3 separate regions of the Homo sapiens genome follow, and regions 2 and 3 are each linked to region 1. Evidence: chromatin contacts called from ENCODE Hi-C or POLR2A ChIA-PET data. All regions are on one chromosome and are shown on one strand. The core of a region is the stretch at or near the end of the contact, and the rest is flanking DNA. Distances in the headings are between cores, read along the strand shown.

Region 1 (2,766 bases), core at 87-2,586:
ATCCGCCCGCCTCGGCCTCCCAAAGTCCTGGGATTACAGGCGTGACCTGCTCTGCATTTTCTAGAGATCCCAAGAGTTCATCCAAATTTCAAAACAGTACATGTTCTCCAAGTAGGTTAAGAGCTGTGCGTTAAATACTTTCAGAACTGCTACTCCAGTAGATTTAAGTATAAAGAGCCTGGCATATCTTAGAGGGTCCAAAATGTCTAAGTGCATCCTTTGATATCATTGTTATTTATTGCCTTTATCAATGTGTTTGCAAATTACTGGTGCTACTTAGACACCCTACACATGAATATAAGGCCTTACCATGACAACAGGGCTTGCTTTTGATTATGTTGTGTATAGTTGATCTTTTATCTCTCTTTTGGAACTTCTTTGTAGAAAGATTCACTTTTCAAAGAAGCTGTTCACTCAGTATTGATTCTCAACTTTTTGTGGCAGGGGAGGGGAGGTGAGTATTTGATTAGGAATATTACAATGCCCCATTTGGTGTTTTCAAGCTGACCTCTCACCTGACTCTTTTCCACTCCAAACCCCTATTTCATAACTCAAGTTATTTATCTGTTGATACATTTCTCTTCATGTATATTTGGATCACCTTAGGCACAACAGCTTAAATTTTATTTTGGTTAGATGCCTCTTTATTACATTTGATTTATAGTCATTGAAAAAGTTTTGAGGATAGTGGAGAATCTTCCACCTTTTTACTGATGCTGCTCAATGACAAATTTGCCAGAGGTTGAAATGTCCTACCTACTAACCATCAGCCTAGCCACTTTTGGTTAAGCACCCTTTGTGGGTTAAAGAAAAGAGTTAGGATGAGAAAGCTTACCACCAGATGTATCATTCTAAACTCCATCAGGAAATGCATTCTTAAAACTAACTTTGACTATTTTCTCATGTACTTTCTCTTGACAGACATAAGAAAACAGATCTAGGATGAGAATGCGGCCTTAATGATTCCCTACTGCTAAATAACAGTAAATCTGGAAGAGGTACAAAGCTAATATCTATTAGCTTTTTGTAAGTACCAAAGGACAATACACATAGAAGGATCACATTAACAGAAAAATCCAGATGAAATGTAAGATATGGACAATTAATTACCAACCAAAACATTTGCCTAGACTCAACCCCATCAAAGAAGCCTTGCTGTTGTGATAAGAAGCAAGAAACCTATAATGATGGCAGATTATCAGAGCCTCTTGCCAACCCTGGTGAAAAACAACTCCAGATACATAATTTTTCAGTCTACTATGTCTAAGCTAGGCTCAGACAGAAGAGTGCTGTCTACTAGATTAACCACATCCACTTCCGGTGGGGCTGGAGACGTGGTTACTGAAGCAATGGCTTGTGCAAATATTTTTTGATGAAATCACAGCCTGAAGTAGAAGAGCTGCTGGCAAAAATAATCTAAACAAAGATCCTGGCTGGTTTCCAATAAATAGCCTTCTTTCCTCAAACATTTAACACAACCTAAGACATCTGGAACTTGTAGAATCATTTTTCCAGGCAAAAGCAAAAATTTTACAGAATATTTGATTAACAGCAAGACTCTGGGGTACACAAAGAAATCCAGAGATCAACTGCTAAAGAATAAATTTAATAAACAATTAAGCAATTAAGAAGTCTACCTACTGCCAGCCTCAAGTCATTAATGATTCAGTGAAAACAACTCATTTTCATATTTTCCTCTGTATATGCTTCATCAATAGAATTAAAATCTGAGGAAAAGGGGGAACCCAAGTGATATTTTGTTATAGCTAGAAGAATAAACAACATTTTTTCTCTCTTGCCCCCTGTGTGTATGTGTGTGTGTATATGTGTGTGTGTGTGTGTGTGTGAAATCAGCTCTTACCTTTGAAACTCTAAAATTTATTGACTCTGTTATTTTTTAATCCCTCCCTGTTAGAAATAGAAAGGCAGTGCTAGGAATGAATAGAAAATGAAGACTAAAATATTACCTGAAATTTGCATTCAATATGCATAGTAACAACTATTACAATAATGAGCCAGTACAATGCATTATGTCATTGGCAGGCAGAAAATTGTTATAAGTGGTTTGCAATATCTGTAGCTAATAATCTGGAAAAAAAAATGAGTCTAAGAAATAAATGAGATTTGTCAGATCTTTCAAATAAACATGTAAGAAGATTTGTGTTCTATGAACTATTTTTTATGTTTATGTATATATGGAATTTAGGAACTGAAAAGCCCTAAGGAGTTCTTTGACTATTTGAGGAGTGATTATTTGAATCATGTTTCTCTCCCCCAGTGACACTGTAAGCGCTGAGAGGGAAGGGATCATTATTATTTTTGTTCATTATTATATCCCATCCCCAGCACCTGGCACAGAACCTGACACATAATAGGTGTTGAATAAAGAGTTACTGAATGAATAGATGGATCAATACATCCCTATTCCAGTTTCTTTTTGTCTTCATTATTCAGCTGAGAAAACTGAGGCCAGAAAAGCTACACAGCTAATGTTACATTTCTAGTGGTTAAAAAAGTTAATAATCCTTTACCTTGATCAGTTTGGTAATATTAAAACTTTAACATACATAGAGTATATTGCCCTTGATGCTCTGTCTTTGGATTGGGCATGTGTTGAGGAGAAAATGTGGATACCTGGAAAACAGTTTGGCCTTGTTTAAACAAACTGGTTTTTTAAAGTCCTTCTGCTTTCTTTTAAGAGGTGAGAGAGCTTTGAGACAGACTTTTCAGCTATTTTTTAAAACTACAAATCTAGAATATTGTTAA
Region 2 (2,700 bases), core at 142-2,641, 830 kb after region 1:
GCTAGAAATTTATCTAAAAAATGTAACTTTCCCTGTAATTATTAAAGTATCAATCTAAATTTGAATTTTCTTTGTGCATAATCTTTTTTCAAGCTATTTACCATGTTGACAAACTTGCTTTCCTGTGGCAAATACACTAGCAATACGTTATAAATATGTAACTTTCAACCTATTTACAGTTGATGCTTTTTTAGCCCTTTGGATTTAAAATACAAGCACTGAAGAGGTGAGGAAGTACCACTGCTGCCTCAGCATTATTTCGAAATTCTGTTTATAAACTATACAATTTCCAAGGTCATGAATCCAGCACCTTTCCAGGTACTAACTATTGGGACAAAGATAGAATTTGATTTTATTTATTTACCTATTGACTGAAGTCTAACTTAAATCTTGCACCTAGTAAGATCTTAGAAATAACGTGTGTACTCTGACCTGTAAACTAATCCTAGTATTCTGTGTGTATATTCTTTCTCATTTGGGCTCTTAAAAGGAAAAGTAACGTACATCTGATGATCATTAGCACTGAGCTTTTTCAGCAAAAAGTATATGTTTATAAAGAAGTATAGGATAATTTAGTAATTTAATAATGTGACAACATTTGCGTGTGTTTTTTTTTTTGAGAAATACAAATTGTGAGAAACAGAAAAGTAAAAGAAGCAGCAGCAGAAATATCACTATAGGATCAAAAGATTGCAGGAACCAAAACTCCAAAATTATTGGGCATAATGTACTAAAAACAGGGCAGTGGAGGAAAGGGACAGTCCAGACTAGCTCTGAGGGTCCAAAGAAAGTATTAAATATTGTTACTGGAGTGATTTGCTCTGCTATTTGGGCTTGGGAATTAAGTGAAATTGTTGATATACTAGACAGATACTTCCCACCCATTTTTCTCTTGATAATCAGGGTTCATTTTTTCTATTTTCTATTTCTCTGGATGCTCCATTTCTTAATATTAATATTAATATTAAGCTCTCAGTCTTTATGCTAAAAATTGGTTATTTAAAACAATTTAAATCAACTTCAGTCTAATTGGCTTAAGTTCAAATCCATTTTAAGATCGATATTGTGTCCTTTAAAAATTTTATTTAAAAGATATTTAAACTGATGAGAGGATACTACCCATTCCACTGATAAACTATTACTGTAAGTTTGTCTATTGAGGGCTAGTTATTTGGTTTAAAAATGCTGAGATTATGGAAAGTGGATTGGAATATTTTGGAGCAATATTAAAAACAGTATCTGTAACAATTTAATAAACTTATAAATTCCTCTTTCTCTGTTGATCTATCTTGAAAAGACACTCTATGTCTCTAGGCATTCCTTCTCTGTGGTGTGATTGGTAGACAGGGAGTAAACAACTTACTGTAAATGGGCACCATGCCAGTTGGCTTCAGGCAGCATCAAGCTTGTGACTCACAGTCAGGGTTAGGAAAATGCCTTTTAACTTGTTTGTCTCTGCCTCTTTTAAACATTAAAGGCACAACTGTACTAATTATTAAGTATTTCATAAGGTCTTTTAGGGCTTATAAGATCTTTTAGGAATGGCCTGGAAGTTATTAGTACTGTTTCATTGAATCTGAATACCTTTAACATGATAATGAGAAGTTTTTAAAGGGTGGTTTTATAGTTAAACGGAATTTCTCAAATTGGCTTGCTCCTTATGTTGATTTATTTAGGATCACATTTGGGAGTTTCTCTGCCCTACTTTCAATGTATTTAATTTACTGACCATCACTATTTGGGGGGAAAATGTTATATGATATTTAGAAACCAAGAGTTTTGGAGTTTTTCCCCCATTAGATGTATTTATTTATTTATTTATTATTTTTTAAAGACAGGGTCTTGCTCTGTCACCCAGGCTGGAGCACAGTGGCATGATCCTAGCTCACTGTATTCTTGAACTCCTGGGCTCAGACTGTCCTCCCACCTCAGCCCAAGTGGCTAAGTATCAAGTAAGAATCACCTGGCAAATTCCAAGGCTGTATACCAGATTTCCTAAATTAGAATTTTGGGGTTGGGTATCTGAATTTTAGTAAAGCCCTCCAAATGTTTCTGGTATTGCTTCTAAGAACAATTGATAACATAATAGCTGTGGCCATTATAGGGGTATTCTGTCATATTTAGATATAAGCATACCTTGTTTTATTGTACTTCCCAAATATTGCGTGTTTATTTTGTTTTGTTTCACTTACAAATTGAAGGTTTGTGGCAACCCTATATTAAGCGAGTCTGTCAGTGCCATTTTTCCAACAGCTTGTGCTCATTTTGTGTCTCTGTGTCACATTTTGGTAATTCTCTCAATATATCAAACTTTTTCATCATTTTTGTATCTGTTACGACCAGTGATCAGTGATCTTTGATTTTTTCTTTTTTTTTTTTTTTTTGAGACGGACTTTTGCTCTGTCACCCAGGCTGGAGTGCAGTGGTTCAATCTTGGCTCACAGCAACCTCTGCCTCCCAGGTTCAAGCAATCCTCCTGCCTCAGCCTCCCCAGTAGCCGGGCCTACAGGCGTGTGCCACCACGCCTGGCTAATTTTTGTATTTTTAGTAGAGATGGGGATTCCCCATGTTGGCCAGGCTGGTCTCGAACTCCTGACCTCAGGTGATCCGCTCACCTTGGCCTCCCAAAGTGCTGGGATTACCGTGCCAGCCTGATGTTACTATTTTAATTGTTTTCAGGCACCATAAACCTCACCTGTA
Region 3 (2,761 bases), core at 243-2,742, 930 kb after region 1:
AATCAGAAACTCAAAAGAATGCAACCATTTGTCTCTTATCTACCTATGACCTGGAAGCCCCCTCCCCACTTGGAGTTGTCCCACCTTTTCCAGACTGAACCAATGTTCATCTTACATGTGTTTATCGATGTCTCATGTCTCCCTAAAATGTATAAAACCAAACTGTATTCTGACCACCTTGGGCATATGTGGTCAGGACCTGCTGAGGCTGTGTCATGACAGGCCTTGGCAAAAAAATCTTTCTAAATTAACTGAGACCTGTCTCAGATATACGGGGTTCACAGCTGTGAGGGAAAAAAATCAAGAGAAATGAAATCGAAAGCCTACATGAGCAACTTATTAGTTGTGAATCCTTGGGCAATTGTTAATCTTTCTGAGTATATTTTTCATATATACAAGAAGAATATTAATATCTGTCTTCAAAGGGATAATGTAACCACCACAAGGAGATAACATAATGTCAAAAGTTTGTGAATCATACGGTCAACATAAATTTTAGTATTAACAAAGAAAAAGGTTACTATTTTTCTGGCTCACAGAGCCTACTCTGAAGAAAGAGTTTAATGCACAATGCCAGTAAACAATTTGAAAATATCTTCAAAGGCACTGGCCACGGTGACTTATAAAGCAAGGAAGCAAATATTTCTTCTGCAATGTTTAGTAATGACTTTGAAAATCTTGTGTTTGTAGTTGTTTCAATAACATTATTTAACTGTCTGAGGCACTGGAAATAGTCTGGGGCAAGGGAACATAGTCAAGTGATTTAAAATAATTTTTAAATTTCATCTAAATAATGAGTTTTTTTAGATGTGGTTGAAATTTTCAATAAAATCCACCTCAGAGCTGGCAAAAGTTCAAGTCATAATTAAGAATTTTCAATGATTAGCCTATAAGTTCAAGTAAATAACATAACTGAATTATTCCAATGATAGCCTTCAATAGGTAAAAGATAAAGATTTAGAGAAAATGATTATTTTTGTATTGAATAGGCCTTTAAGGCTGAAAATGTGAAAATATGATGATTATACATTTCTTCCAGCAAAATATAGTGGGTCACCATCCACTAGGAAATTTATAAGTAAAAAGATGAACGATAACAAGTATTGGCAAGAATACTAAGAAACTGGAACCCCTATACATTACTGGGAATATAAATGGTACATCCACCATAGAAAACATTTCCTCAAAAAGTTAAACACAGAGTTACCATATAATCCAGCAATCCACTCCTAGATATATACCCAAGAGAACTGAAAACATATAATCACACAAAAACTTGTGCATGAATGTTCATAACAGCACTGCAGTAGTCCCCCTCATCTGTGGTTTCACTTTTCACAGTTTCAGTTACCCACAGAGTCTGAAAATATTAAAATTCCAGAAATAAACAATTTGAAAGTTTGACATCATGCACCATTCTGAGTAGCATGATGAAATCCCACTGTCCTGTCCAGGACATGAGTCATCCCTTTGTCCAGTGTATCCATGCTATACATACACTACTCACCCATTAGTCAGTTAGTAGCCATCTTGGTTACCAGACAGACTATCACAATGGGGTTTGGTACTATCTGCAGTTTCAGGAATCCACTGGGGGTCTTGGGATGTATCCCCCATAAATAGAGGGGGAATTACTGTAGTCACAATAGTCAAAGGTGAAAACAACCCAAATGTTCATCAATTGATGAATGGATAAATAAAATGTGGCCTCTGCATACAATAGAATATTATTTAGCCATGAATAAGAATAAGGTACTATTAAATGCAACGACACGGATGATCCTTGAAAACATTGCTAAATAGAAAAAATCAGTCACAAAAGACCACATAATGTGTGATTCCATTTATATGAGGTGTTCAAAATAGGCAGATCCATAGGAGAGAAAGTAGATTAGTGGCTACCAAAAGCAAAGGGAAGCAGCGGAATGGGGAGTGACTGGCAATGGGTACAAGGTTTCTTTTTCAAGTGATGAAAATGTTCCGGAATTAGATGATGGTGATGGTTGCGCAACTTTGTGAATATACTAAAAACCACTGAATTACACTTTGAAAGGGTGAATCATATCTCAAGTTTTAAAAATACAGTGTGTCAGAGCAGGGTGATGGAACAGATCAAACATGGCATCATCTTTGTGACCGGGGGCCATGAACAGTTTAGCTGCTTCCTACTCAAATACAGTAGGCCACAGATTACATACCTCTTTGTGGCAAAGAGTCCAAAAAACGCACTATCAAATTGCAAACAGGAACCAGAAAGCTAATATACCACCTCTCATATACAAAACTGCCAGGGACTCAGGTGAAAGGCTGGATGTGCTGCAACCTCTTTCATAGTTGATGTGTCCCAAGAATTCATTTTAAAAAAACAGTTTATCAAAAAATATACAGTACAGAGCTGAACAAAACATTTTTCACAAGCACTCCTTGCTCTAGCCAGATCCATCTTTTGGCCTTTAGGAGCACAGGGAAAACGTCTCAGCATTACTTTGTACCCTGAGTACAAATTTATCTAGAACATACTGAAGTTTCTGGAGAGTGAGGTGTTTTATAAGAGATTCTGCTCTGTATCTATAACATGGGAATAAAGCACTGCATTAAATATAATCCTAAAAGGATTCTTTGTTTGCCCTGCCAATTATGGGTATGTGGGCCGAAATCTGCCTCAAAGACAGTAATTAACATCATCAATGATGTTCAATTGTCTGGAAAAAAGCTGAAAAATCTCAATTATAATGAAGATCAACAAAGGGCCAACTAACCA

What was found. Hi-C counts contacts between places; a loop is a spot of excess contacts on that map. ChIA-PET counts read pairs that join two places held with the same protein, here RNA polymerase II (POLR2A). Pooled maps may share reads with other maps.
Region 2: a loop to region 1 is called in a map of CD4-positive, alpha-beta memory T cell, with 4 times the contacts of the local background. The contact joins two enhancer-like sites. A Hi-C loop is called at or near these places in 2 of 168 maps with a recorded cell type or tissue (CD4-positive, alpha-beta memory T cell and naive thymus-derived CD4-positive, alpha-beta T cell), 1 of 37 single-sample maps with no recorded cell type and 12 of 50 pooled maps. POLR2A ChIA-PET finds 5 or more read pairs at or near these places in 1 of 52 experiments (MCF 10A).
Region 3: a loop to region 1 is called in a pooled map, with 2.6 times the contacts of the local background. The contact joins two enhancer-like sites. A Hi-C loop is called at or near these places in 1 of 168 maps with a recorded cell type or tissue (naive thymus-derived CD4-positive, alpha-beta T cell) and 2 of 50 pooled maps. POLR2A ChIA-PET finds 5 or more read pairs at or near these places in 1 of 52 experiments (activated CD4-positive, alpha-beta T cell).

The regions. Positions count from the first base shown.
Region 1 is chr5:144,186,506-144,189,271 of GRCh38, reverse strand. The region is part of intron 2 of KCTD16 (potassium channel tetramerization domain containing 16); the gene reads right to left. Among named protein-coding and RNA genes, the nearest start is that of KCTD16, 17 kb to the right of the region's middle. Within about 2 kb of position 1,336, at least 14 of the 41 ENCODE cell types and tissues checked have a DNase peak (open chromatin) inside an H3K27ac peak, as active enhancers do.
Region 2 is chr5:143,354,607-143,357,306 of GRCh38, reverse strand. The region is part of intron 2 of NR3C1 (nuclear receptor subfamily 3 group C member 1); the gene reads left to right. Among named protein-coding and RNA genes, the nearest start is that of NR3C1, 48 kb to the left of the region's middle. Within about 2 kb of position 1,391, at least 19 of the 41 ENCODE cell types and tissues checked have a DNase peak (open chromatin) inside an H3K27ac peak, as active enhancers do.
Region 3 is chr5:143,261,247-143,264,007 of GRCh38, reverse strand. No RefSeq gene overlaps it. Among named protein-coding and RNA genes, the nearest start is that of ARHGAP26-IT1, 70 kb to the right of the region's middle. Within about 2 kb of position 1,492, at least 6 of the 41 ENCODE cell types and tissues checked have a DNase peak (open chromatin) inside an H3K27ac peak, as active enhancers do.